2 separate regions of the Homo sapiens genome follow, and region 1 is linked to region 2. A link is a loop called in an ENCODE intact Hi-C map of the cell type or tissue named here. Cell type or tissue: mammary epithelial cell. All regions are shown on one strand. Links, peaks and the distances in the headings refer to the core of each region. The heading gives the core; the rest is flanking DNA. Region 1 has its middle 28 kb from the start of SCYGR1. Region 2 overlaps CCL20 (C-C motif chemokine ligand 20).

Region 1 (15,159 bases), core at 5,431-7,930, 400 kb before region 2:
ATGCTTCTCTCTATCTATCAGGCAGAATTTTCAGATGTTGTCTTTCCTGTCAGGAAAAGTTTAATTCATCATTTTCCTCAGGCCTTGAAAAAATTTTTACAGGAAAAAAATGGTGGTGGTGGGTTGGGGGTGGGGGGTTATGACAAAAACATTTACAGATTTTTCTTCACATATAATTTTAAAATTGCCTATTTTTGCTAGGCACGGTGGTTGAAGCCTGTAATCCCAGCATTTTGGGAGACCGAGGCAGGTGGATGACCAGAGGTCAGGAGTTCAAGACCAGCCTGGCCAACATGGTGAAACCCCATCTGTACTAAAAATACAAAAATTAGCTGGTCATGGTGGTGGCACACTCCTATAATCCCAGCTACTAGGGAGGCTGAGGTAGAAGAATCTCTTTAACCCGGGAGGTGGAAGTTGCAGTGAGCCAAGATCACGCCATTGCACTCCAGCCTGGGCAACAGAGCGAGACTCCATCTCAAAGAAAAAAAAAATTACTTACTTTTGAGTAGGTAATACATACACACAGTACAAAAGTCAAAAGGTTCATACAAATGGAAAAAACTCCATACTCTCTTCGCCTCCATTCCCCAGGCACCCAGTTCCTCTCAACGGAGGCAACCCTGGGTACTAGTGGTTTACATCTTTCTAGAGACTGTCTCTGTATAAATTAGCAGAGATAGTCTTCATATGCCTTTTGAGAGCATCTTTTTAAAATTTCTAAATCTAGGTAAGTTCTGAAAAGGAATATATTAAATATACATTAAAATATACTCAATGTGGCTGGGCATGGTGGCTCACACCTATAATCTCAGCACGTTGGGAGGATGAGGCGGGAGGATGACTTGAGGTCAGGAGTTTGAGACAAGCCTGGCCAACATGACAAAACCCTGTCCCTATTAAAAATACAAAATTAGCCAGGCAATGAGCCGGACTTGGTGGCGCATGCCTGTAATCCCAGCTACTTGGGAGGCTGAGGCAGGAGAATTGCTTGAACCCTGGAGGTGGAGGTTGCAGTGAGCCAAGATCGTGCCATTGCACTCCAGCCTGGGTGACAGAGTGAGACTCTGTCTCAAAAAAAAAAAAAGTATATATATATATGTGTATATATATATATATATACACACACACATATATATACACACACACATATATTCAATGTATTGAATGGTCTGTCCAGTTGAAGCCCTGATTCTAGACTAGATAATTTGTTGGCTTCTTGTTAGATCACTCTTAACAGAAATGTGACTGGACTTAGAATCAGTCTGGAAGCATTGTGGATACTCTGGAGTCTGACGTTTCTTGTCCCTTAACATTCAGCTCGTCTTTCCTGAGTTATACCTCTTAGTCATTTCCCTTTGAAATTAAGAGAAGGGCCTCAAATCTTAAAAATGGAAGAATACGGCCGGGCACAGTGGCTCACACCTGTAATCCCAGCACTTTGGGAGGCTGAGGCAGGCAGATCACCTAAGGTCAGGAGTTCGAGACTAGTCTAGCCAACATGGTGAAACCCCGTCTCTACTAAAAATACAAATATTAGCCAGGCATGATGGCGCACACCTGTAATCCCAGCTAGTCGGGAGGCTGAGGCAGGAGACTGGCTTGAACCTGGGAGGCAGAGGTTGCAGTGAGCCGAGATCACACCACTGCACTCCAGCCTGGGCGACAAAGTGAGATTCATCTCAAAAAAAAAAAAAAAAAAAAAAGGAGGGATAGAAGGTCTTGTGTTATTAAGACATAGAAGAAAAGTTAGTTGAGAATCTCACTGGCCACACCCCAAGAGGGGACATTTGGCCACTGCGGGTACATTGGGTGGTCTAGGGAATTGGCTGGGTCTGGGACACACTTGTTAAGCTCCTGAAACTTAGAGTTGAACAGAACAACAGCAGCTAGTATAACGACTTGAAAGGTCCTTTGATGAATTTTAATACCTGGACGCATAAATATTTGTGTTTGATACTTTTAGGCATCTGAAAGAAGTGTCTGATTTCCTTGCTAAGGGATTGGCCTCAGGAACAGATGCATACCAGTGTTGAAATTCTCCTCAGCCTCGTGACTGGCAGTGATTCTTGTGTATCTGCCCTCTGCCTGTGTTGGAGCTGCTAAATTGTAAGAATTTGTAAGTTGGTAAAATACTTCTAAAAACCCTCAGCTCCATAAATATTTTTAAATTTAAATTTAATTTTGTTTTAGAGATAGGGTCTTGCTATATTGCCCAGGCTGGTCTCAAACTCTTGGGCTCAAAGCATCCTCCCATGTCAGCCTCCAGAGTAGCTGGCACTACGGGCACATGCCTTGCTTTGCTCTTTAATTTTTTTTTTCTTTTTTTTTTGAGATGGTCTCTTGCTCTGTCACCCAGGCTGGAGTGCAGTGGCACAATCTCAGCTCACTGCAACCTCTGCTTCCCAGGCTCAAGCGATTCTCCTGCTTCAGCCTCCTGAATAGTTGGGATTACAGGCATGTGCCACCACACTTGGCTAATTTTTGTATTTTTAGTAGAGACGGGGTTTCACCACATTGGGCAGGCTGGTCTCGAACTCCTGACCTCAGGTGATCCACTCGCCTTGGCCTCCCAAAGTGCTGAGATTATAGGTGTGAGCCACCGTGCCTGGCCAGCTCTTTAAATCTTAACGTAGTAACACCGTTACTAATTTCTCAGCTGCTTTTCTGAGTTTAACAATTTCTGACTGAATGCTTTATTTATAGGTTGACAATTCTCAGTACCCCTAGTCAGCCAAATGTGTCTCTCTCCACAACAGAGACTCACCTTCTCGTGGCTGCAAGCTGTGCAGCTGAAGAGGGATTCTGGAGAAAGAAGGGGAATCCTTTTGTTTGGGTCTATTAATGCTACGCAATGTGCCTGGGTTCTTGGAGGGAGACATATCCCATTCTTCCTTATTCCCTCCCATTGACTATACAGGAGAAACTGTATGGAGCTTACTTCAGAAAAACTATTAAGTCCCAAAGATGTGAAGTGTTTTGAATTTTATTCAAGTCCAACCTTGCAGGGCAACAACTCAACACAGCCATTCCTGCTCTTTCAGGAGAAGCCACAAGTGTGGGAAGACAGGCAGCTAAGTCTAGGGCACAGACAAATTAGTCATACTGTCTGCTTAGATCCTGAGGGCCTGCGAAACCCTCAAGGTTTCCTGGTGTCATCTTAAGGTGCTAGTTATTCCATTCTGGCTGCCTTTTGATTCATTTGGTTTTCTGCCCACAGGCAAGCAGAGGCGAAACCAACCTGCCAACTCTTACCTCAAACCCATTGAGAGAGACCTGGGGATTTCCTAGGGTTTTATTTTTACCTATTGCTCCCCAAACAGAAGTTCCATTACACAGAAGCATTTCTTTTTTTCTTTTTCTTTTCTCTTTTTCTTTGAGACGGAGTCTTGCTCTGTCACCCAGGCTGTCATGCAGTGGCACCATCTTGGCTCACTGCAATATCTGCCTCCCGGGTTCAAGAGATTCTCAAGCCTCATCCTCTCGAGTAGCTGGGATTACAGGTGTGTGCCACCACATCCAGCTAATTTTGTATTTTTAGTAGAGACGGGGTTTTGCCATCTTGGCCAGTCTGGTCTCGAACTCCTGACTTCAAGTGATCTGCCCGCCTCAGCCTCCCAGAGTGCTGGGATTACAGGCATGAGCCACCGCGCCCGGCCACACAGAAGCATTTCTCAGTGCCTAATCTAGTTTGCATATCAACTATTATGGAATAAAGAAACCAACAAGACCTTGCATTGCACTCCCTGGGTGGGATGACATATGCCTATCAAGGCCAGAGCCTCCTGAAACCCATCTCTTATTTCTGTTGGCACTGCTCCCACCCAGACAGAAATGAGTTAGAGTGAGGCATTCTCCCTAGTAACCACGGGAAGTAGGATTTCTCCCTGCAGAGGAGCAAAGGAATAGAGGAATGAATATCTTTGACTCCTACTCCTGTTCACCTTATGGGAGTCTTCTCTGATCCCCACAGCTAAAACACCGTCACTTCTACCCCATTCATCTTTATGCTCTTATCTGGCTTTATCTTTCCTGTCTTTTCCCCCACCAACACTTACCTCCCCCCTGCCCTAGAATGTGAGCCCCCTGAGCGCAGGATCTGTCTGATTCATTTACTGCTGTATCCTCAGTGCCCGAAACAGTATCTGTCCCATTTCTGAGTGCACAAAAAAAAAATCTGTTAAACAAATAGGGGACCTCTACTATTGCCAGGCACTGTGTCAGACCCTGTGCATACACTATACATGTGACACAGGTAGGTGTTAGTGGCATCATTCTACAGATGAAGAACCCAGGGAGTAACAAAGGAGGTGACATAACTTCCTCAAGGTCACACACTTAGTAAATAGTTGAGCATTTACTGCCTCTAGAGGGTCTATCCTCTAGAACTTGATCCCTTTTGTCAAATGCAAGAGCTAAAGAATTGTCGAGTAGAGTGTGTTTCATTCTTGAAACCATCTCAGTTTTCTACCTAGGTAGAATTTAGGAAAACAGAAGGGATGGCAAATATATATATATATAAAAACAGAGGAAACCTTCTTGAGGGTTACAACTTAAACAAGCACAGCCCAATACAAAATACTCTGAACTAAAATCAAACAACAATTCTCAGTATCTCAGAGGGTTTGATTAGTTTACTTAAAGTTTTTCAATCATCCCATATGCATTTACTGAGGCCCTCGTATGTGCCAGGCTCTGGGCTAAGTGCTCCGATACTAAGAGAAAGGCGGTAGACTTAGCCCTGTGGAATTTACTGTCCACCTGAGAACAATGAACCCAAGAGGTGTAAGAGACCAGGATTTCTGAAGAATACAGAAGAAATACTCAGTGTGCTTGGAGAGCAAGTGAAAGAGGGTCTGGCATAGACTGTGGGGCGGGGAGGGCAGGTCAGGGAAGATTGGCCCGAGGAAATGGTTTTAGAAGGGAACTAAACTTACCCTGGAGATTATAGTTGTCAAAGAAAAGCAAATCATAAACAGCCAGGACACACAACACAGACGTTACAGAGACACTGACAAGAGGAAATGGGAAGGAGGCGATTAGATTCATGGGCAGGAGCTCAGAGGAGAGGTACGGGCTGGAACTATATATTTGGAAGTCATTGGCTTACAGAAGGTAATTGAAATTGTAGGTGTCGATGAGATCATCTTGGAAAAAATTACACAGCAAGAAAAGAAGGGAGTCCAGCCCTGAGCTTTAAGGAAGTCTAACACGTAGTGGCTGGGAAGGGGAGGAGTTGCCAGCCAAGATGCCCGGGAAGGAGCGGGCGAGAGAGGCAGGAGGGAATGTAGGAATTGTGGCCATGTGAAATCCAGTGGAGAAAAGCTCTCAAAGGAATCATGTGTGCAGAGCCAACACTGCTGAGGGGCCAGAGATAGGAGGACGCAGAGATGAACAGGTGACAATGAAGTCATAGGTGACCCTGGGGAGAGGTCCTTAGGTGGCATGATGTGAGCAAGAGTCTGATGACAGGCAGATGAGAAAGGGTGGGAAGGGAGGGAATGGAGATGGTATCACCCAGTGGTCTGCAAACCAGGACCCACACACCAAATCTGGCTGGAGGCCTATTTATTTATTTATGATGTATTTATTTATTTTGCAAGGGCCTGTTTTTGTAAAGGAGATTTCACTGGAACACAGCCATACCCATTCACTTACATACGTATTATGGGCTGAATTTTATCCTCCTCCTTGACACTTAATTTTTTAAATTGTATATATTTAAGGTATATAACATGATGTTTTGATATACATAAACATAGGAAAATGATTTCCTTTTTAAAAAATTTTAATCAGGCCAAAAGAGAGAGAAAAAAGAATAAATATTCCTATAGTGAAATGATTTCTACAGTGAAATGAACACATTCCCTCATCTCATATAGCTACCTTTTTGTGTGTGGTAGAAATACCTAACAACTGCTCACTTAGCAAATTTCCAGTATACAGTACATTATTATTATAATTATTATTATTCTTAGAGACAGGGTCTCACTCTGTTGCCCAGGCTGGAGTGCAGTGACAGTCACAGCTCACACTGCCGCTTCAAACTCCTGGCCTCAAGCGATCCTCCCACCTCAGTGTCCTGAGTAGCCAGGACTACAGTTTTGTGCCACCACACCTGGCTAATTTCTTTTTAAATTTATGTTATACCTTTTGTAGAGACGGGAATCTCACAATGTTGCCTAGGCTGGTCTCGAACTTCTGGCTTCAAGCAATCCTCCTGTCTCAGCCTCCCAAAGTGCTAGGATTATAGGTGTGAGCCACTGTGCCCGGCCACAATACAATATTATTATTAACTATAGTGTCCCTCCCAAACTAATATGCTGAAGTCCTAACTCCAGTGCCTTAGAATGTGACTGTATCTGGAGATAGAGATAGGGTCTTTAGAGAGGTGAATAAGTTAAAATGTGGTCATTAAGGTGGGCCCTAATCCTGATAAAGAGGGGGAGATTAGGACAGACAGACACAGAAGGCAGGCCACGTGAAGACACAGGGAGAAGATGGCCATCTGCAAGCCAAGGAGAGAGGCCTTAGGAGAAACCAACCTTACCAATATCTTGTTGTCGGACTTCCAGCGTCCAGAACTGTGAGGAAATAAATTTCTGTTGCTTAAGGCACCTAATCTGTGGTTCTTTGTTATGGCAGCCCTAGCAGCCCATTGGCTATTTTTGCACTACACAAGTTGCAGAGTTGAGTAGTTACAACAGAAGCTGTATGGTGAGCAAGGCCAAAAATATTCAGTAGCTGGCTCTCCACAGACATTGTTTGCCAAGGCTAGGCATGGTAGCTCACCTGTAATCCCAGCACTTTGGGAGGTCAAGGTTGGTGGATCTTTTGAGCTCAGGAGTTTGAGATCATCCTGGGCAACATGGCAAAACCCCATCTCTACAAAAAAATACCCACGACCCGCCCCCGCCAACCAAAAAAAAAAATTAGGCATGCTGGCATGCACCTGTAGTCCCAGCTACTTAGGAGACTAAGGCAGGAGGATCACTTGAAACTAGGAGGCTGAGACGGCAGTGAGCCATGATCGTGCCACTGCACTCCAGCCTGGGCTACAGAGTGTGACCCTGTCTCAAAAAAAAAAAAAAAAAAAAAAAAGAAAGAAGAAAGAGAGAGAGAGAGAGAAAGAAAGAAAGAAAGAAAAAAAAAAGAAAAGAAAGAAAGAAAGAAAAAGAAAGAGAAAAAGAAATGATTCGCCAATCCCTGATACAGACAATTGTTTCAAGGTCATATACCTGGTACATCCCAGAGTCAGGATTTGAACCCCAGTCAGCACCAGTGACTCCTGTTCCCTGCCCTACCCCCTGAGAGCAGGCTGCCTCCCCTCAGCCAGGAGGGCTGGAGCTCAAACAGTAAAGTCAGCATGGTTCTTTTCTTTTCTTCAGTTCATGCTCTGCCCTGTGGGCAGCTGTTGTGGGGAAATGCTGAGTCATAAATAATTCTTACATTAATGCCAAGGCAGCCGGAAGGGAAATGTCAGTAGGAAATGGTATTTCAAATAAGTACAAATTTCATAATTCAGCCAATTTTTTAGACCATTTCTCGCAGCAACATTTTCTTATTTTGAGTTTTGGTAAACTCATAATCATTTATAAATGTGGATAAAACCTACCTTCATTTGGACATGTGACCCAGATATATACATGATATAGAATGGGCCAAACAGATCAGAGCAAAGAGAGGAACAATTGGTCTTATGTATAACTGGCCCTTGTATCTTTACATCACCCAAGACAATTATAGTATTGTGACATTCACTGTTTGAGCTTATCATTGAGAAGCTCCAGGAAGCTTCGATTTCTACTCAACAGAATGGCTCGTTAGTATAATTTTATCCTCTCAGAAATATATTGCAGAAGTCAGCCGTCACAGTCAGCTTCATTTCCTTGAAGGCCTCTTCAGGGTAGTGCCCAGAGACACAAGGGTTGCCAATACCGGTGTCTGCAGGTCCAGGAGCGTGGGTTAAGGAGTGAAGCCAGTTAGGCAGAGAAAACACCGTCCTCCGCCCCACCGCCCCCAGCCCATTGTGGTTATGAGGAAACATAGGCCAGCTGTTCCCAAATCTTCTGCTTTTTCACAAGAAGCCGGAAATCCAGATTTGATGTGAAATTTCCTAATTTCTAAATCTTGGCAACTAATTCAAATAAAAAAAAATAAAAACACAGATTTTTCTTTTTTTTTTTTGCCTGTGGTTTGGACCCCACCATAGGACCCCTGTTAATGACTCCTGCTCTGGTGAGACTCCATGGCCAGGGTGAAGGGCAGGGGTGAAGGGCAAGGGTGAAGGTCGAAATTAGTCTGAACTCACTGGTGTTCATCATTCCTCATGGCAAAACCTTGCTTCCAGGTGTGGTCTTCCCCCGTGCGTTTCTGTGGCTGTATCTGACTTACCCAGTCTCATACCCAGTTTTTCTCTTCCCTTTATTTCTGGATACTGAAATTCTTGGGGTTATTTAAGCCACAGCTGTTTAAAAATGTCAGCATCTGAACCTCATGTTCCCAAGCAAGGAACTGTTGACTGAGTTGGGTCAGCAGGAAGGAATGGACTAGATTTTCTGCCACCCTGACAATGTTTTCTAAACCTGGAGCGAGGCTTCCTGACTCTGTCTCTGCCACTTTTCACATAGGAGTTGCCAAGGAACAGATGAAGGGATACTAAAAATACAAGCTTTGCCATCTCTGTGTTCTTTTTTCTTCAAATCTTTTCTCCATAAATGCCTCGCCTCTTGAATCTCCATTTGTTTTTCTCATTTGTTCAATCATTTATTCACTCAGTAAACATTTATGAAGCAAATAATGTGTGCCAAGTACCACCTTAGGTGCGGGGAGGGCCAAGGCAAATCAGACTTGGTCCCTGACAGTGAAGGGCCTACGTCTATGGTGAGTGAATGTTTGCGTCCTCCTCAAATTCATACGTTGACATCCTAACCCCCAAGGTGATGGTATTAGGAGGTGGGGACTTTGGGAGGTGATTAAGTCATGACGGCCTAACCCTTATTAATGGTATTAGTGCCTTATAAAAGAGACCCCAGAGAGCTCTGTTGTTCTCTTTCTGCCATGTTGAGGGCATGGGGAGAAAGAGGCCATCTATGAACCAGAAATGGGCCCTCACCAGATGCCAAACCTACTAGCACCTTGATCTTGGACCTCCCAACCTCCAGAACTGTGAGAAATACATGTTTATTGTTTAAGCCACCCCATTGATGATATTTTTGTTGTACAAGCCTAAAGGGACTAAGACATGTAGGTTCCTGGATGATCAGAACTGAGGCCCATGTATGTCTGGTGACCAGCACTCCCACATATATAACCCTCACCACCCCCTCTTAGGTATGGTGAATTTGGCTTGAAAGAGTGGAAGTGAACAATAAATGCTAAATTGAAAGAGATACCACAGAGTTTTCTAGAAGAAAAAAAAATCATCATGGTAGATTCCTTTGAACCAAGCAATAATTTTAGCAAAGCCATTACTAAAGTTTCTTTTTCTTAATGGACTTTATTATATTTTTAGAGCAGTTTTAGGTTCACAGAAAAATTTTTTTCATTTATTTATTTTTGTACATGAATAAGTTCTTTAGTAGTGATTTCTGAGATTTAGGTGCACCCATCACCTGAGCAGCATACACTGTACCCAAAGTGTAGTTTTTTTTTTTCCTTACCTGCCTCCTACCCATTCCTCTGAGTCCTCAAAGTCCGTTGTATATTCTTATGCCTTTGTGTCCTCATAGCTTAGTTCCCTCATGGCAAAATTTTGAGGAGGGTACAGAGAGTTTCTGTATGCCCCTTGCCACTGTACACAGCCTGCCTCACTATGAAAATCCCACACCAGAGGATATATTTTTTACAATCAATGAAACTACATTGACACGTTATCACCCAAAGTCCATAGTTTACATTAGAGTTCACTCTTGGTGTTGTATATTCTAAAGATTTGGACAAATGTATAATGACATGTATCCACAATTACAGTATCATACAGAATAGTTTCACTGCCCTGAAAATCTTCTGTGCCTTCCCTATTCGGATTATTTTTTTTTCACTTTGAAATGCTTAAGAACAGCCTCAGTAAAATGTTTATATCCTAGGCAGTGAATGATTTGATCTCTATAGGAATGAGCTGGTTGTTATCATATCAGAATTTGGGGGTAAGCTACAGATGCTAATATAGGGACATAGAAGATTTTTCCCCTCAAAATTAGTTAAGATTAGCAAATAGCATTAAGGCAGTTAACCTTGATGAAATACCTAGCAAGAAATGGGTGATGTTATCCTGGAACTGCTATTCTCCTCCCATCTCTTCTCTCAGCATTTGCCATCCAAACCATTTGGAAGCTTTGGTGCTTGATGCATTGCAGTATTTTTTTTTTCTTTTCTTTGAGAAAGATGAACTTAATTTCTAGTTCAATTTGAAAGTCCTTGCTGCAGTGAAGAACATCTATATTTGCTGAGTTTTACCAGGAAAGGAAGGCATCTTCAGTCTAACCTCTACTGGACTAATGTTTTAGGAAGACTCAATCATTCCAGCCCATGAAGAAAAATCTGCTCAAAAAAATTTGCAAAATATTATATTTTAAAAATCTGTGGGCCGGGTGCAGTGGTTCATGCCTGTAATCCCAGCACTTTGGGAGGCTGAGGAAGGTGGATCACCTAAGGTCGGGAGTTCAAGACCAGCCTGGCCAACATGGTGAAATCCCGTCTCTACTAAAAATACAAAAATTAGCCGGGTGTGGTGGTGCACGTCTGTGATCCCAGCTACTCAGGAAGCTAAGGTAGGAGAATCGCTTGAAACTGGGAAGGCAGAGGTTGCAGTGAGCTGAGATCACAGCCACTGCACTCCAGCCTAGGCAACAGAGCGAGGCTCTGTCTCAAAAAAAAAATTGTATATATTTAAAAGTACATATTAAACCAAATATTTAATGTATTTTTATATTAAAGTGTTTGGTTTCACTTTGCTATCTGTTTATAAGTTCATCAACTTGTGTTTTATTTTACTGTCAAAATAGATATCTATAGAACCATAGTTTGCTTTTTGTTATTATTTTATTCATTTATTTATTTATTTCGAGATGGAATTTCACTCTTGTCGCCAAGGCTGGAGTGCAATGGTGCCATCTCAGCTCACTGCAACCTTTGCCTCCCCGGTTCAAGTGATTCTCCTGCCTCAGCCTCCTGAGTAGCTGGGATTACAGGCATGTGCCACCACACCGGGCTAATATATATCTTTTTTTTTTTTTAGTAGAGATGGGGTTTCACCATGTTGGCCAGGCTGGTATTTAACTCCTGACTTCAAATGATCTGCTCTCCTTGGCCTCCCAAAGTTCTGGGATTACAGGCATGAGCCACTACACCAGGCCAAGATCCATAGTTTGAATGGGCTTCCAGGATTGGGATAGATAGCAAAGGTTCAGCTTAGGCCTGTTCCATTTGTGACTATTGTCACAAATGTTAAATTTGGAGTCACCTGCCCTTGAACTCACCCTTGACCTGGCCAGAAAAATGGAAGCATGTCAATGGTCTGGGGAGGAAAGGACCTTATGTGAAATTAAAAGAATTGTCTGGTTAACCATGTTACACCTTGGGTCCAAATAACTTTGAGTATGGGCACATTTAAGGACAGAACCTAGAGATGAGAGAACTGCTTCCTAATGGATGGAGTGAGATGAGCCCTACTGGCCAGGGTCATCAGACAGCCCTAGTTACTGGCCTGGAGACAAGGACAGTGCTGAAAACTGTACTCCAGAGACATTCCTACTATAGCTGAGACACATCTGGGGCCTCCCCAAGACACCAGAAAAAAATGGAGCCCAGAAATGGAGGCTAAGGCCCTGCAGTAGTGCAGTAAAAGTTCAGCTTAGGCTGAAGGGGATAATGAGGTAGTGAAATACCGCATTAACAATGACTGTGACCTGAGTTGTGCCTGGGCCAGTCAATAAGCTGTATTTCTCAACTCCAACCTTGCCCCTGCCCCACCTTCTGTACTCTGCTTTGTGATTCGGGGGCTGGGCCTCTGCAAACCCCATTTTCGCTTTGGAGCTGGCTCCCTCTGAAGCTCTTCCCATCTTCCCATGGGGAGATGCAAGAGAGAGACCGCACAGCCGGAGGAGGAGGAAGCCCCTCTTCTTTCCTGACCACTTTCTGCTCCTGTGAATGGCACCCAGGCAATGCTTCATTAAGAAGTGAAATGAGCATTAACCATTTCATGCTCAGCAGTAGCACCAGTTCCTTCCCGAGTCCACCACTGAAGCCAGTCTGCAATATTTTCAATGCTTGTAGAACTGGTCCCCTCACAGCCCCTCGCAGACCTCAGCTGGAACGTACAGTAGCCCTCCTTAAGAATCTGGTGCTCAGCTCCACACGGCTCTTCCTCCAAACATCTAAGCTTTAATAGTTTGAGCCTCTTCCTTTCGCTCCCCAATTCCCACTGCTTCCTCTAGTTTCTACCTCCAGGGTAGTTTTGCGTTATCTTTTTGCCATTTATGTTACCTAGCGCATTTTATGTTATCAGCAAATTTATGCTTAGTTAACAATTAAATCCTCTCTATTCAAACAACTCATGCTTTTTTTTTTTTTTTGAGACGGAGTCTCTCTGTCACCCAGACTGGAGTGCAGTGGTGCTATCTTGGCTCACTGCAACCTCCACCTTCCAGGTTCAAGCTATTCTCCTGTCTCACCCTCCCGAGTAGCTGGGACTACAGGCGCCCACCATGTCTGGCTAATTTTTGCATATATTTATTTTTAGTAGAGACGGGTTTTCACCATGTTGGCCAGACTGGTCTCCAACTCCTGACCACAACTCATCTGCCCTCCTCCGCCTCCCAAAGTGCTGGGATTACAAGGATGAGCCACAGCGACGGGCCAACTGTTGCATTTTCTATCTCCTTATTGGACCGTGATTGACACATACCTAAAGTTTCCTCTGTTTATTCATTCAGGAAATACGTAATGAGTTCCCACTGTGTGCCAAGCACTGTACTGAGTGCCAGGTCACAGGGAGGAGGGAAAGACAATAACCAATAGAATAGAATCTCTCCACACACCTCCACTTACCAGAGGGAGAGATTTAAATTCTCAATCTGGGCTGGGCGCGGTGGCTTACACCTGTAATCCCAGCACTTTGGGAGGCCAAGGCGGGCAGATCACCTGAGGTCAGGAGTTCGAGACCAGCCTGGCCAACATGGCAAACCCCCGTCTCTACTAAAAATACAAAAATTAGCCGGGTTTGGTGGCGGTAGTGCCATTGTACTCCAGCCTGGTAGACAGAGCGAGACTCCATCTCAAAAATAAATAAATAAATAAATAAATAAATAAATAAATAAATAAATAAACAAACTAACTCTCAATCTGTAATATAAATGGTTAATGCTCATTTGGCGTTTTGTTTTGTTTTGTTTTAGATGGAGTTTTAATCTTGTTGACCAGGCTGGAGTGCAATGGTGAGATCTTGGCTCACTGCAACCTCCTCCTCCTGGCTTCAAGTGATTCTCCTGCTTCAGCCTCCCAAGTAGCTGGGATTACAAGCGCCCACCACCACGTCTAGCCAATTTTTGTGTTTTTAGTAGAGATGAGGTTTCACCATGTTGGCCAGGCTGGTCTCAAACTCCTGACCTCAGGTGATCTGCCCGCCTCAGCCTCCCAAAGTGCTGGGATTACAGGCGTGACCCACCGCACCCAGCCTCATTTTGCTTCTTAATGAACTTATAGTATTGAAGTAGCCAGTGCTTCCCATTCCATCATAAAACCCAGCGATGGATGCTCCTATGTTGGAGCCCCTCGCCAAGGTGAGACTCACACTAACCAAGAGTCAGTTGTGTTTGTCCCCAGTCCTGTGTATGACATTTTTATTTATATTTCTGATTGCATTATTCAATGAAATAGTATGTAAACCAATAAAATGTGAGTGATAAAAGGATGAGCATTATTTTTTATAAAAACTTAATTATAGGAAGGTTCCTATCAACAGTAATGCAAGTAGATACCAGGTGGCTGAGAAGGGCACTTCACCTATCTTGTATTCTGTCCCCAAGCCCATAACTCCAGTCTAATCTGGAAAAAATTTCAGATAAACCTATATTGGGAGACAGTCTATAGGATACCTGGCCAGGATGTCTCAAGACTATCAAGGTCATGAAAAACAAGGAAAGACTGAGAAACTGTCACAGACCAGAAGAGACTGGGCAGATATGACAACTACATGTGAGGAGAAACCTTGGATTGGATCCTGAGGCAGACAGATAACAATGACAAAGGTGGCAAAGGCTGGGCACGGTGGCTCATGCCTGTGGTCCCAGCACTTTGGGAGGCCGAGGCAGGCAGATCACCTGAGGTCAGGAGTGTGAGACCAGCCTGGTCAACATGATGAAACCCTATCTCTACTAAAAATACAAAAATTAGCTGAGCATGGTGGTGGGCACCTGTAATCCCAGCTACTCGGGAGGCTGAGGCAGAAGAATCGCTTGAACCAGGGAGGCGGAAGTTGCAGTGAGCCAAGATCACACCACTGCACTCCAGCCTGGCAACAGAGTGAGATTCCATCTCAGAAAAAGAGAAAAAACAAAAGAAAAAAAAAACGGTGGTAAAATACTAATGAAGTCTAGAGTTTAGTTAATGATAATGTGCCATTGTTGGTTTCTTAGTTTTGACGAATGTACCAGAGTAACGTAGGTGTTAATAATTGGGAGGATTAGGTGACGGGTATTCAGGGACTCTCTGTACTATCTTTGCAATTTATCTGTAAATCTAAAATTACTGCAAAATGAGATGTTTGTTTTTAAAAAACTAAATTACATGCCTCAGAAGATTTGATAATAATGGATTGCTTTTAAACAATGCTGTTAAATTAGGCATGGGCACGACCTAACTGTAAAGGATAAGAACAATTTTTGAAATTTTGCTTTACACATCTCCTTACGTTCATGCTCCACTTTAAAGAAAATGAAACCAGAAATTGTAGATGATGCTTTATGGCTATAGTTTATGCAGGAAAGATGATGCTGAATTCCAATCAACATATTCAGGATGATGGCCTAGGTTAAAACATAGGCAAAAAGAATGAGCATTTATTTATATTTTTACAAAAATAGTTCATATACATAGTATATATCGCTTGTTATGATTCCCTAATTTTGTCATCTAATTTTTAACCGACTTACCAACTAC
Region 2 (14,277 bases), core at 166-2,665:
ATCATAGTTTGCTTTGTTTAAGCATCACATTAAAGTTAAACTGTATTTTATGTTATTTATAGCTGTAGGTTTTCTGTGTTTAGCTATTTAATACTAATTTTCCATAAGCTATTTTGGTTTAGTGCAAAGTATAAAATTATATTTGGGGGGGAATAAGATTATATGGACTTTCTTGCAAGCAACAAGCTATTTTTTAAAAAAAACTATTTAACATTCTTTTGTTTATATTGTTTTGTCTCCTAAATTGTTGTAATTGCATTATAAAATAAGAAAAATATTAATAAGACAAATATTGAAAATAAAGAAACAAAAAGTTCTTCTGTTGATTGAGTTTTATATCATTTTTATGATGTGTATTGAAACCATTTCCAGGCACAGAAAATATAAGAATTTTCTGAGAAATTATATCCTCCACTTACTTCTAGTTGTTCCCTTTATCTCGGCCCCTCATGGCCCTGGACTTGATTTTACATGAATTATAATGGAACAGTTGTTCTTTTTTTTCTTTAATTCAAAGTCGTCCAGATTAAAAGTTGAAAAAGATCCTATATCTGAGATTCATAACCCAATGTTTATTGATTTAAGAAAACTGTTTAAAATAAGAAACCATGCCCACACACCTTTTGACTACAGGGACACAACAACCATTTAGAATATACCTTCAGGCATCACTTCTTCCATCCTTCTGTCACCAGCCAGGATCTCAGCATACGAACATTTCTCCATTTAAAAGTCCTCCCGAGTCATCTTTAAGCAGTTTCCGAAAGGAAAATGACTATTCAGAGAGTTCTTAGTGGCTGCCTTGCTAACCAGCGGGGAGCCCCCAGACGTGTGAAACCTGGTAAGAGCCCAGCAATCAGGATGAAAAGACTCTGAACCAGTAGTTACTATCACTACATTCATGCATCAAGGTTCACAGAGTGCCTCGGATTCCAAAGGACACACAGGATCACTGGAGGCAGGCATGCTGATGATATGATGCAAAATCAAGACACATAAACCCATAAAGTAGGGCAGTGGTGGGTCACTTGATGTGGAGCCAAAAAAGAGTAAGTGGCTCAATAGTCCCCAAGGGCGTCTGCATCCTCAGGAACAGCAACATTGAATCATCAGGGAAAGTATGCTCAACATCCTGTGTGTTGATTCATCATCACACATAGGTTCAGTATGTGCTGGGCACCGTGCCAAGTGCTAGAGAGAAGAAGTGACTTAAAACTTAATAACTTGCTGCTAGATATTTAAGGCTGAGCAATGTGGCGAGAGGCAGGAATGAGTAAAGCAGCTCTTACAACACTTGGTGGTAAGCACTTTAATAATGAAATCATTGGGCATCATTCGTGAGGGCTTCCAGAAGAAGTACTATGCAGTTGAATCACATTAAGTAGCCAATATTTGATGTCATTGACCTGAGAAGATGACAATTTCACAAGATTCAGCCCAATACTTGTGGTATGAAGAATCAGTAGGAAGTAGCTAGTTGGAAAAGGGACAGCAGGAAGTGTTTGGAAATATCTGCGGGCATGTGTAGTTGTCACAATGTCTGAGGGTGAGTACAACAAGCATTCAGAGGGTAGGAGCCAGGGTTGCTAAACTCACTAGAATGCAACGGATGGTTCTGCACAATGAAGAATTGTCCCACCCCAAACGCCAATCGCGCCACCCTTGAGCAATACCGGATGAAGAGGAGTATATGCAAGTGGGGCAGGGGTGGAGTAGCTGCAGATTAAGTTAAACTGTTATCTCAACTACGTGTGGTGGTTTGGGCTTGACCATGGAGCCCTTGGGAAACCACTGTAAAGGTCAAAATACATGTTGTCTCTGCACGGCAGAGGAAAGGGAGGTGGGGTGGATGGAAAGCAGAGGTACCAGAGACAGCTGCAATGAGGAGGCTGAGAAATGGTGAACTTCAGTCACAGCCACGGCAAAAAAAAAAAAAAAAAAAAAAAGGCAGAAGAGGTGGGATTGTGAAGCCTGGGACTTATCCCAGACACCCCTTCTCTCCTCCCCATCAGTCACTGTTGGAACAGCACAGTCAAAGCAAGGCATTTTCAGGGGGCAGCAGATTTGTCTCATTGCTGGAAGGCCTCAGCAGGTAAGGCTTGTAGAGTCAGGAAAGGAGAAAATTTTGTTAGCACTCTGAAGCTGTCTGAATCTTTTGAGGCCAGGACTACTAATAAGTATTAAGTGAGTTTCTGAAGACTGAAATCTCCAGGCTGGAATGCCAATTTATTAATCAACAACGAAAGCATCCAAGCGTCAAGTATGCGGACACAAGCACATGGCTAGATTAGGGAAGCAAGCTACCTGAGCAGTCAAATTGGAATCACAAAGCTGGTTTGTTAAGGCTGGGATCAGAGAGCAGGGCCTCAGCTATGTAATTTGAATATTTAATGCTCTAGTTTTCACTGGATTAAATATGATCTTAGATTAGGGATGCCACTCCCAATTCACAGCTCTCTCTCTCTCTCTTTTTTTTTTTTCATTTTGGAAAAAAAGCCTATTTACTTTTTAATTGAAGTATAATTTATATGCAGTAAGATACACAAATCTTTTTTTTTTTTTTTTTTTTTTTTTTTGAGATGGAGTCTTGCTCTGTCACCCCGGCTGAAGTGCAGTGGCATGATCTCGGCTCACTGCACTGCACCTTCTGCCTCCTGGGTTTAAGCAATTCTCCTGCCTCAGCTTCCTGAGTAGCTGGGATTACAGGCGTCCACCACCACACCTGGCTAACTTTTGTATTTTTAGTAGAGACAGGGTTTCTCCATGTTGGTCAGGCCGGTCTCGAACTCCTGACCTCATGATCTGCCCAACTCGGCCTCCCAAAGTGTTGGCACTACAGGTGTGAGCCCCCTCACCTGGCCCAGATACACAAATCCTAATTGTGCAGCTTAATAAATTTTTGCATATGCACCTACCTGTGAAACAACCCTGCCTCCTTCAAGACAGTAAATGTTTTCAACACAGCAGGGGAAGGAGCTCTCATGTTCCCCTCCATTTGTAGAACCCAGGGGTAGCAGCTGTTCTGATCTGTTTCACAATAGATTAATTTGCCTTTTCTTGATTTCATATATATGGAACTATCCAGCATTTACTTTTTGGTTTTTGACTTCTTTTACTAGAATCTTCTGTCTCTGAACTTATTTTTAATGGCATGTATAGTACATGAATTCACTCTCATTCTTAGGTTCAAGCAATAGTGATACGGTGAAGGTCTCCTTTAAACTTTCATCAAGCCCCTTGACTCTCTGAGGTGACCCCACAGGATGCCTTTGCTCTCCCCTGGGCTAAGTAGCCCTTTCTGTTTGTACAGTCTTCTTGAGAACCACTGCTAGTTTATGTAAGAGTCTAGTCCTGTCTCCTAAATACACTCTAACCATCTGAATGATTCTGAGGCTTTTGGTCATATATTTTCCAAAAGTCTCTTGTGTAAGACTGCTGATGTCTGGCCATAGCCATAGGCCCTATGTGTGGATTTGACTTGCTGTATTCTCAGAGTTGTCTCCAAGTTCTTCGGTGCCTCCCTGGTGCTTTCCATTAGTGTCATCTTAAGAGGTAAGTAAGATAAGGATGGAATAATGTCTTGCCCCTGGCAATCTGTAGGTCATTGGTAACTGTAAGAGTATTCAGTGAGGTAGTGTAGGAGAGAGAATCCCAATGACAGTGGGTTGAAGAATGAATGGTGACAAGTAGTTTGGCAATGAAGGTAAGAGGAAATAAAAGCTAGAAGGGGAGCCTTTTATCTTTAGATGGAAAAGTATTGAAAGAGTCAGGGAGAAGAGAGAGAGAGAGAGAGAATGAGAGAGAGATTGAAGATATTATAAAGAGTTGAAGATTCTGGAAGAGTAACAAATGGTACCTCAACTTCTCTCAAAAGGCGGGTTTCCAGAACACAGTTCAGCTGAGTCATCTCTTCCTTCGGAACAAAATTCACTCAAGAAAGAGCAGGAGTAGGTGGGGAGAATTTTGCAATTTGGGATGGAGGAAGTTGACAGACTTTGAATATGGTGGTCTTGCTTTTCTTGGTGAAAGACTAGTCACCTTTTGAGAGTGATGAGTGAGCTTTGACATGAATGGAGAAGCTTTGAGATAGTCAGTAGAGGACACAGGGGTACACTCAAGGTTGTTCCACAGTGTTGGGGTTCACTGAAGTCGGAGATAACTAAGCTGCTGTGATTTCCATTGGCACACACCAGGTGGCCTGCTGCAGTTTGGGTGTAAGAATAGACAGTGGTGACTAGTTGGACTAGTTTAGGGTCAGGCTTTGCATCTAGGCACAGTGCAAGGACAAGAGGGCAAGAGTCAATGACAGAGGTTCAGAGAGGGGTTAAAGTGCTGAACCATGCAGTCTAGACCAGAGACAGGAGATGAGGTCCAAAGGTATCTGAGACACTGAGAGAGTATGGGGAGGCCCTCAGATAAAAGGCCTCAATGTGGTCAAAGAGCAGGAGAATGGGAGGGCTGGAGGGGCTGGAGCAGCTCCAGGGGCCAAAGTCCAAGTGTGTGACTGTGGGTGTGCAACTCAAGTGGTGGGGTAGCAGGGCGATGACTGGAAGGCTACCAGGATGGATGAGTCATTCCCATTGATTTTCCCTCTACTTTTTCCCTCTTTTTTAAAAAAATATAGAGTTGGGGTCTCACTATGTTGCCCAGGCTGGTCTTGAACTCCTGGGCTCAAGCATCCTCCTGCCTCAGCCTCCCAAAGAGCTGGGATTACAGGCATAAGCCACCATGCCCTGCTTCCCTCCACTTTTTATTATGGAAAGTACAAAAGTGGAGAGAATCATATAAAAATCCCCCTTGTATCCACCATCTGGATTCAACTGACTAATGGCCAATCTTGTTACATCTACACCACCCAACTCACTTCTTCCCATCTATCCCCCTGGATTACTTTGAAGCAATTTCTAGACATTAAATTATTTTGTTTATAAGTACTTCTCCCTCTCTCTATATATGTACATATATATATATATATATATATATATATATATATATATATATGAACTTTTAAAAACATACAATTTCCCTCACATGGATTTAAAAATCAACACTAATTCTCTAATATCACCCAATGTCCAGTGTTCAAATTTTCTTGCTTGCTTTAAAAAAAATTGTTTTAAAAAACATTATTTGCATCCATCTTTTCTTTAAATGAAGATATAAAGATGTAGATGAAGGTGTAAATGAAGATCCGAAAGAGGTCCACACACTTCATTTGTTTGGCTTGTTTTTTTTTTTTTTGCTTTTAATCTGAGAGCTCCTCACCACCAGCCCCCATCTCCTTTCCTTTTCCTTTGAAATTTATGCTTTGGAGAAACCAAGACATTTGTTCTGTGGTTTCCCACCTTGTGGGTTTTGTTAATTGCATTCCTGTGGTGTTATTTAGCATGTTCTTTGACCCTACTTAGAAATAGAGGCTGGGTTGGATTGGAATTTACTATGCAAGGGGACAAGGCTACTGAATAAGTGGCATTATGCCACATGGGTACAAAGTGGTCCACACTGATGTCAACAGGAATGAAAGGGAACACTGAGCTGAAGAACTGATCAAGGCCATTAACTGACAGCCAGCGGGAGGGGAAGTGGATGGTCTAATGACATCCATATGCTTCAAAGAAGATGATGGGAAAGGTGTGTAGGAATGAGAAAGTGCCATCATGGAAGCACAAGAATACTGGTCTCTACCCACTCCTGGCCCTGTGGTGGGAGAGGAGTGAGAGAGGAGCCCCTTCATGTTGAGAAGACCCCAGGGAGAAGTAGTGTTCTTGCCATAAAATCTGATTTCAGATGAAGCCAGGAGATGGAGAAGTGGAAGATGGAAGGACAGAGAAGTTGCTTTACAACAGAAAAAAGTTTCCACTGAAGGTCATGGGGGGCATTGTGGAGTTCAGCTGGAGGCACAAAGGAGAATTGGGACGGAAGCACTAGCAGTATGAGAAAGAAAAGATGAATACAAAGATTTGGGTAGTAATCATGTCATTAATAATATTTAGATTATTTAAGCATTTGTATGTTAATATCATCTGCTAAGATTGCCAATGTACCTCATTGGAATATGAGCTCTGAACTCTATTTTTATGCCTGTTCTTGGGTAAAGAAACTGAGGCTCAGGAGAGTTAAGAAACTTACTCAAGGTCACACAGTCTTTAGAAATACAATGGAGTCTAGAGTTGGTCTCAGGGCTCCCTCCTGGCCTCTGGCATAAGATATTTTTGTGTCAAGGAGACGGCAGATGCTCAGTCTTGGGGCTGTTTATTTGCAATCTTCTTGTACATCTGTTTGCTCTGCTGTTCTAGAAGTTACCATCAAAGTATTAGAGCATTTTAGACTTTTTTTTTGGATTAAAAAGGCTTCCAAATAAAAAGTTTGTTTCTCCAAGGAGTAAGCTTCAATTGTGATGTGGACACCTTCTTCCCTAGCAGTGCCAGACATATATCACACTGTTGTACTTTTCTTTCTTGCTACATCTCTTCACAGTTTATTGGATAAAAATAATGTTTTCCACTCACTCACTCATTTATTCATTCAACCAAGAGATGTTTATTGAACACTTACTCTGTGCCAGGTCCTGAGGCGGTCATTGGGGATAAACAAGACAACCTTGCGGCTTTCATGTGCCTCATGGTTTAGAAGTGGGGACACACAACACATAGCACCAAATAAATGTATGAAATGTGAGGACAATAAAGTTGGGAAAAGGGACAGAGGATGGGGATGGAGAACTTCATATCTGTGTAGAGCCTGACACAGTTTCCTGCCTTTCTCTCAGAAACAAAGCCTCCGTCTTCCCCTTGGCTTAGAAAGGACCCTGGATAGGGCAAGGAAGACAGGTCTGATTAAACCTGTCCAAGAGTGTAGTCTTTATTTATTTATTTATTTATTTATTTATTTATTTATTTACTGAGATAGAGTCTCGGTCCATCAGCCAGGCTGGAGTGCAGTTTCCAATCACTTTGTTATTTTTTTTATTCTCCTTTACTGGTTTGACCTCTTTTGCCTGATCTTTAAACACCAAGCATCTTTACACTTCAAATCTAAAGATTCTTCTCCTCTCACCTTACATTCTTTCCCTATATAAATCATCAGTGCCATGGCTTTTGTGGTGTTGTTGTTGTTGTTGTTGAGACAGAGGCTCCCTCTGTCACCCAGGCTGGAGCACAGTGGTGTGATCTTGACTCACTGCAACCTCCACCTCCCAGGTTCAAACGATTCTGCTGCCTCAGCCTCCCCAGGAGCTGGGATTACAGGTACGCACCACCACGTCTGGGTAATTTTTGTATTTTTAGTAGAAATGGGGTTTCACCATGTTGGCCAGACTGGTCTCGAACTCCTGATCTCAAGTGATCCGTCCACCTTGGCTTCCCAAAGTGCTGGAATTATAGGCGTGAGCCACCGTGCCTGGCCCAAGAGTGTAGTCTTAGTTTTTGGAGATAACATAGGTCTGTGGAAGACTGTTGCACTGGGCCTTGCTTTACTCTGACTGAAAGGGTAGCTCATAAGTTAGAACCCCTAAGATTATAAAATTTTCTTCACTGAGCTTACCAAGTGTCAAGACTCCAGCTGGGGCCAACTCAAGTTCGCAAAACTTGAATATGCATTCGAACTGTGATTTGGGGATTGCATTAGCACACAGCATCATTGACATTCCTCGAGTCTGGTGATTCTTCGAATTTGTGTTCTTTCTGTGGCTCTGACTCAATTAAAACAAATAAACTATGTCTAGCAATAAATACGATACAATGATGTAGTTACAGAAAATCCTGCCCGTTCTCCAAAATGGTACAACACAATTTGTATTCCTTTCGTTGTTGACATCAAGGCACTTCTGGCAGGAAATGCTCACAAGTTTGAAAAGCTGGTGTACATTTTTTTTTTTCATTTTTCTTGTTTCTGGCCCCCCTCCCTTCACCTGAAAAAACAATAATTTTAAGAGATTGTTAAAATTCAATAATCTAAAATCTTCAATTTAGGTGAATTAAAGTTGAAGTTCTTAATTTGAAGAAATTCACCTAAGTTCCAGGTGATGAGGAAAGTATTGAATGTAGATTCATTCATACTCAGGCCATAATGGGCTTAGTGCTTCATAGGCTTAAATCCAGCGAAGAAAGAGCCTGCTTAGTACTGAGAGTTGAAATTTACAAGCAGATCCATGTACGTAAAGGACCTAAAGACTAAGGAGCCAAGAAGAGCAAATGGGGGCTCATGCTGGGTCCTTTGGGATTTATTGCATGTATTCATATCCTTTTTTTTTTTTTTTGGAGATGGAGTCTCCCTCTGCTGCCCAGGCTAGAGTACAGTGGCATGATCTCAGCTCACCGCAACCTCTGCCTCCCAGGTTCAAGCGATTCTCTTGCCTCAGCCTCCCGAGTAGCTGGGATTACAGGCATGTGCCACCCTGCCTGGCTAATTTTTGTATTTTTAGTAGAGATGGGGTTTTGTCATGTTGGCCAGGCTGGTCTTGAACTCCTGACCTCAAGTGATCCACCTGCCTCGGCCTCCCCAAAGTGGTGGGATTACGGCCATGGCCACCTCGCCCGGCCAATTTATTTCTAACGTTGTTCACCAAAACCATGTTTTTACACATTCCTCTCTTTTCTTATGTGAATTACTCCAGAAATTTTCCCACATCAATCTTAGCCCCATTTTGGGGGTAAAACTGTTTATCAAGTGGCGTAGTCCTGGAAAAACTTCTGAATTAATGAACATCCCATCTCACCTGAATTATTTGGCAGCAATTGCTTCACATCTCAAGCCAAAGGGTGACGCACGTCTTTCTCCCTGAAAAACACACAGGGCATCCATGTGTCCCCCTGCACCACCCTCTGTAACAGCAGAGGCTCTTTGTCCTGTTTTGCGGCAGTTCCGTGGCATTCCCTGGGCATGTTGTCAAACGCAATTAGAAAGGGCACGTGGTGTCTGTCTCCTTCAAGGCAGCCAAGTCTGAGGAGGTCGCAGTGCTTGCCTCCACCCTCTTTTGCCACCTCGTTTCTTGGCTCCCTGGGTTTGGCATGTTGGGTGCAGTTCCATTTGGCCCAGATGCTGTTTCACTTGTTGAAATGATTCCATTTCCTCGGTTTCCACCCTCAGGGCTCCCAGGGCAGGGCTTGCCCTTGCCACTTGCCTCTTCCTGCCACCACCATTCTGCTCAGCTTGGCAGAGCTGATTTGTCTAGGCCTGACTTGACTCGCCCCTCCTCCCTGCCCTACCATAAAAATCAGCCGCACTTTCTGTTTGGTGAAATCTGCTTGCCAGTGAACGAGTGTGGGTGAAAGCATCAGCTTGAAAAAAGGGGTGTTTTCCGTTTTGTCTCCCTCCCTCCCTCCCTCCCTTCCTTCCATCTTCCTTTCCTTTTTCTTTTCTTTTCTCCTTCTTCTCACCCTCCCTCCCTTTCTTCTCTCTCTCTAGACAAACTATGAGTATTTCCTCCCCAAACATCTCCCTGAGGTTGAGACTTCCCTCTGTCTGTCTCTCTCTCTGTCTGTTGTCTGCCAGTCCATCTGTCTCTCTCCACTTACCAATCATTCAGGTTCAAAACCACAAAGTCGTCTGGCTCCTTCCTCACCCTTAGTCTTCCACCCTTACCACTAGTCAGGCACTCACCTGGCTGGCTATGGTTGGCAATAGTTTTCCTCCCTACTCTTTGTTTCCGTTCTCACTGCCCTCATCTTTCTGTGGCTTTCACCTCTGAAGAGGTTTTCTAGCCTTTTCTCTCTCCTTATTTGAACATGTCTTGCCAAATTTATGCCACAATATTGATTTTATCATTCTCAGGATTCTAAATCGCTTCTGGGTACCCATTACCTATCAAGTCCTCAGCTTGGGGTGCAGGGCCTTCCATGATCCAGTTCTCATCCTGCCTCTTAGAGTGATTTATGTGTTTCACATACTCCAGGCACACTGGCTTCTTTACCATGGCATGGGCATACTTTGCCATTTTCTGTCCACACATCTTCGTACATAACTTCACCAAGAATGCTGCTCAATCTCCATCTAGATTAAGCACATCCAGCTTGAGTGATTGTGCTCCTACGTGGACCACTCCCAGATCAGCCAAAGCTCCTCCCTCATCCCTCTGCGTGTCTGTAGCATGTCTCATTTCTCCCACTGATGGAGCGTGTGCCTTGTTCTCCCATGCACTGTACTTCCTCCATGAGCTTTCTCTCCGCAATGCTGTGGTTTTCTTCGGATGAAGAACATTGCATAGCTTCTACCTCTTCGCATTTCTTGCAGTGCCTAACATGAAGCCTTGCAGCTAGAAGGTGCTTTTGGGATGATTTGGAATGGCTAGAAAAACTACTTGATAATTCCTGGGGGAAACCAGCATTCTTGTATACAATTGGTAGAAGTATAAGTCAGTAGGAATTTTCTAAATACATGTTTTCAGGATGCATCGAAAGCCTTAAAAATATGTATCTATTTCACAGTACAGTATTTCCATTTCCTGTGAATTCATTCTAAGGAAATAATTGCATAAGAGCATAAATATGTGTGGATAAAGATGCTCATAACAGGGCCAGGCGTGGTGGCTCACACCTGTAATCCCAGCACTTTGGGAGGCCAAGGTGGGTGGATCACCTGAGGTCAGGAGTTCGAGACCAGTCTGGCCAACATGGTGAAACCCTGTTTCTACTAAAAATACAAAAATTAGCCAGGTATGGTGGTGGTCGCCTGTAATCCTAGCTACTGGGTAGGCTGAGGCAGGAGAAACGCTTGAACCTGGGAGGCGGAGGTTGCAGTGAGCCAAGATCGCACCATTGCGCTCAAGCTTTGGCGACAAGAGCAAAGCTCCGTCTCAAAATAAATAAATGAATAAATAAATAATAAATAAATACATACATAAAATAAAATAGTACTATCTAAAATTTTGATGTAATATCTAGACTTAGTAAAATTCCAGGATGCCTAAAGAAATATTTTTGAAACTAAGAGGACAGGAATATTTCAATCTCAGAGAAAACTGAACACCAGGGACAGTCTTAACAAGGTACCACGTGCCATTTCTCTTTCTTCATGTCCTTTAATTTAAAAAAGTTTTTTAGGCTTAGCCTGGTGGCATTAAAAGAAATTAGATGACTACCATTTCTATTAGCACCTTGGGAGAAAAATTTCTCCTATGTTTCGCAAGCCACCTGGCTTCATCTCTTAATTAGATTTTGTCCGGGGCTATGATCCTGAAATAGTGTTTCTCCATATTGCTTGTTAAAAGTAGAAATTTCTGAAGATTCTGACTTAGTAGGCATAGAGTCCAGGAATCTGTACTTCTACAAGTGCCAGGCTGATTCTCATGGTTAGGTGAGTTTGCTCTCTGGTCAAAGTTCATGAGAGAGGAAGCAGGCCTGCTTATCTCTGTGAAGGTCAGGATCAGCCTGAAGAGGTCCTCTCTGATGGATCCTTGAAGCTGGAAAGTTGATTAAGAGGGAGTTTGCAGGGAAAATGTTGTTTTCTTCCTTCAAGAACTGGCCTTCCTCATCTGAAGGACATAGGTGAGCTTTGTCTCTCTACACCATGGGACCAGGTCATTTCCCATTCCAACATGGTGCTGTGTTGATGGACATGTCCACCCTGGGGACCAGGGGGAGAGGAGAGATAGTAGGTGGAACAAGCACCCAGGCTTACATGTTCAGCAAGAGGTGAGGTCCAGGTCCAAGTACAGGTCAACTTGGCTGTAAAGTCCATGCCTTAAGAATTCTGAGCAGAATGAGATAATCAGACCATTGGTAGCATTTCAGGTACACTGTAACGTGCCCAGAATGTAAGCTGCCTGATAACAGAGACCCTGCCCACCACTCAATCCCAGGCTGGACAGAGTGTCTGTCACGTGCTAGAAACCCTGTAAATATCTGATAAATTCATGATCTTGAGGTCACTTGCCCAAATACAACACAATACGTTTGATTTTCTTTATGTATTTCAAGTCGCTAAATCAAGTTTTTCTTTTCTTCTATGAGCTCACTAGTCCTTACAGACAATCACTGCAAATAAGGACTAGTGAGAACTGGTAGTATTGGGTCCACCTTTTACCCTAAACTCTGAGATCCTGATATTCTACTTATCAAATGCAGAGTCTATATGAAATTATTAACCATGAACTTGCTTCTGAACAGACCCAGATGGGTTTCAAAATGTATCTCATGTGCATTTATTTACTAATGTCAATTCTCCACCTTGAAAATCAGGTCAGAATATTTCTGATGTTGCATTAACAGTTAGCCATTCAGTCTTACAATTTTCAAAGAATTCAATGTAAGTGATACCCAGAAGAGAGGTGAGGAATTGAAAGCAATCTGGGCACAGCTGTGGTCCACTTCTGCAATCAACAGAAAGCAGCACTCCCTCAGCCTTCTTGTCAGACTCAGAATATTAGGAGTGGATAGGCATTCATTCTCGATTATTTCTCAGGCTTTTAAAGGTGATGTTGGAGGAAACTTTGCCCCTCTGCCTTCATTTTCTGATTCAAGTACCTTTTACACATTTCCACAATCACTCGCCTCTTTCAAAATTACAGATTTTTGTTACTTTTTCATTATTTTGCTTTTCTTGTTCATCTTTGATCAACTCTCCAACTGTTTGCACATTAGTGCAGGATCAACAGAAGGGATTAGCTTAGGAAACACCTCAAGGTAAGATTTCAGGAAAAATTAAAGAATGATTAAGTAGGATAGTGAACACAGATTGGCATTTATTTGAAAAGAGCCCCATATGCCCCATTAAATACAGTGTTTGTTGTTCAACCAGCAACTCAGTAAAAGATCAAGGTGAAGGGCCTCTGAATTCTCTTTTTTTCAATGTCTTTCTTTTGTTTCTTTTCCTTCCTTCCTTCTTTCTTTCTTTCCTTCCTTCCTTCCTTCCTTCCTTCCTTCCTTCCTTTCTTTCTTTTTTTTTTTTTTTTTTTGGCATAATCTCACTCTGTCACCCAGGCTGTAGTGCAGTGCCAAGATCTTACCTCACTGCAACCTCTGCCTCCTGGGTTCAAGCGATTCCTCCCTCTGCCTCCCAAGTAGCTGGGATTACAGGTGTCCACGACCACACCCAGCTAATTTTTATATTTTTAGTAGAGACCGGGTTTCAACATGTTGGCCAGGCTGGTCTTGAGCTCCTGACCTCAGGTGATCCACCCACCTTGGCCTCCCAAAGTGCTGGGATTACAGGCTTGAGCCACCACGCCGGGCCCAGTGTCTTTATTTTCGGACTATGCTTTCCACTATAGGTCCCTGTTGTGAATAATTATCTTGAAGGTTGCTTCTAATCTTGTAATACCATGTTTCTGTGATATATTACTTTGAGATCCTGTTTTAGTATATTAATAATATCTGGAATGTGTTTTGAGCTATTAAAAATATCTTTAAAGAGCTTAGTTGTATATCACATACTACTATAAGTTCACTATATATTTTGTAAAGTAAAATGTGGATTTTTAAGTCACAGTTTAATCTGTGAATTTACTTTGTTATGCAGTTTTGAAAGAAGTGATTTCATTTTTTTCTACAAAGGTGGCTTTCCTTAGTAGACTGTCCCTGCCAGGCTAATAAATTACTGCAGATAATAATTTGTAGGCTGTAGGAGAGGAAAGTTGGGAAATAACAAAATGTCAGCCTTGAGAGTCTTGCAACAGATTGGGTTTCATGATGTCTATGAGACTTGACACCCTTAAGTCTTACATATGAGTCCATGCACTTCCGTGCTAGGTAGGTTGCATCGTTATCACCTGGGGATTTAAAAATGTATAGGATAAGATAGGATCTTATCCTATAGGTCTGGGGTGGAGTCAGGAAATCAATTTTTTTTCCTAAGTGTCCAAGGGTGGTTTGATATTCCAGGTTTTGGTATCCTTGCCTAAGTGTAAGTTCCTGTCATTTCAAAATATTATTATTATTATTGTTATTATTATTATTTTGAGATGGAGTTTCACTCTTGTCGCCCTAGTTGGAGTGCAATGGCACGATCTTGGGTCACTGCAACCTCCGCCTCCCGGGTTCAAGTGATTCTTCTGCCTCAGCCTCCCAAGTAGCTGAGATTACGGGCACCTATCACCACGCCTGGCTAATTATTTTATTTTTGGTAGAGATGGGGTTTCATCATGTTGGCCAGGCTTGTCTTGAGCTCCTGACTTCAGGTGATCCACCTGCCTTGGCCTCCCAGAGTGCTGGGATTACAGGCATGAGCCACCATGCCTGGCCCAAAACATTATTTTTTTAAGATATTTATTTCTTAGATTCATAGAGCTTTATCAGAGTTCAGAGTGGAAAATGAAAATCGCTGCAAGTAATTTAATCAAGA

What was found. Peaks named below come from ENCODE experiments on the same cell type or tissue, not always from the same donor. Only the 100,000 strongest peaks of a DNase experiment are listed, where the experiment ranks them.
Region 1: a loop joins it to region 2, with 10 times the contacts of the local background. A loop is called at or near these places in 6 of 110 quality-filtered maps.

The regions. Positions count from the first base shown.
Region 1 is chr2:227,408,339-227,423,497 of GRCh38, forward strand. No RefSeq gene overlaps it. Among named protein-coding and RNA genes, the nearest start is that of SCYGR1, 28 kb to the left of the region's middle. RefSeq lists an enhancer at 3,272-3,471. In mammary epithelial cell, for the core only: no CTCF peak of the experiment used is centred there; DNase peaks (open chromatin) are centred at 6,673 and 7,393; H3K27ac peaks cover 1,709 bases.
Region 2 is chr2:227,817,241-227,831,517 of GRCh38, forward strand. CCL20 (C-C motif chemokine ligand 20) reads left to right here. Exons shown (of 4, transcript NM_004591.3): 4 at 1-316. Among named protein-coding and RNA genes, the nearest start is that of CCL20, 11 kb to the left of the region's middle. RefSeq lists an enhancer at 539-1,738. In mammary epithelial cell, for the core only: a CTCF peak has its summit at 1,282; a DNase peak (open chromatin) is centred at 1,161; H3K4me3 peaks cover 904 bases; H3K27ac peaks cover 2,296 bases.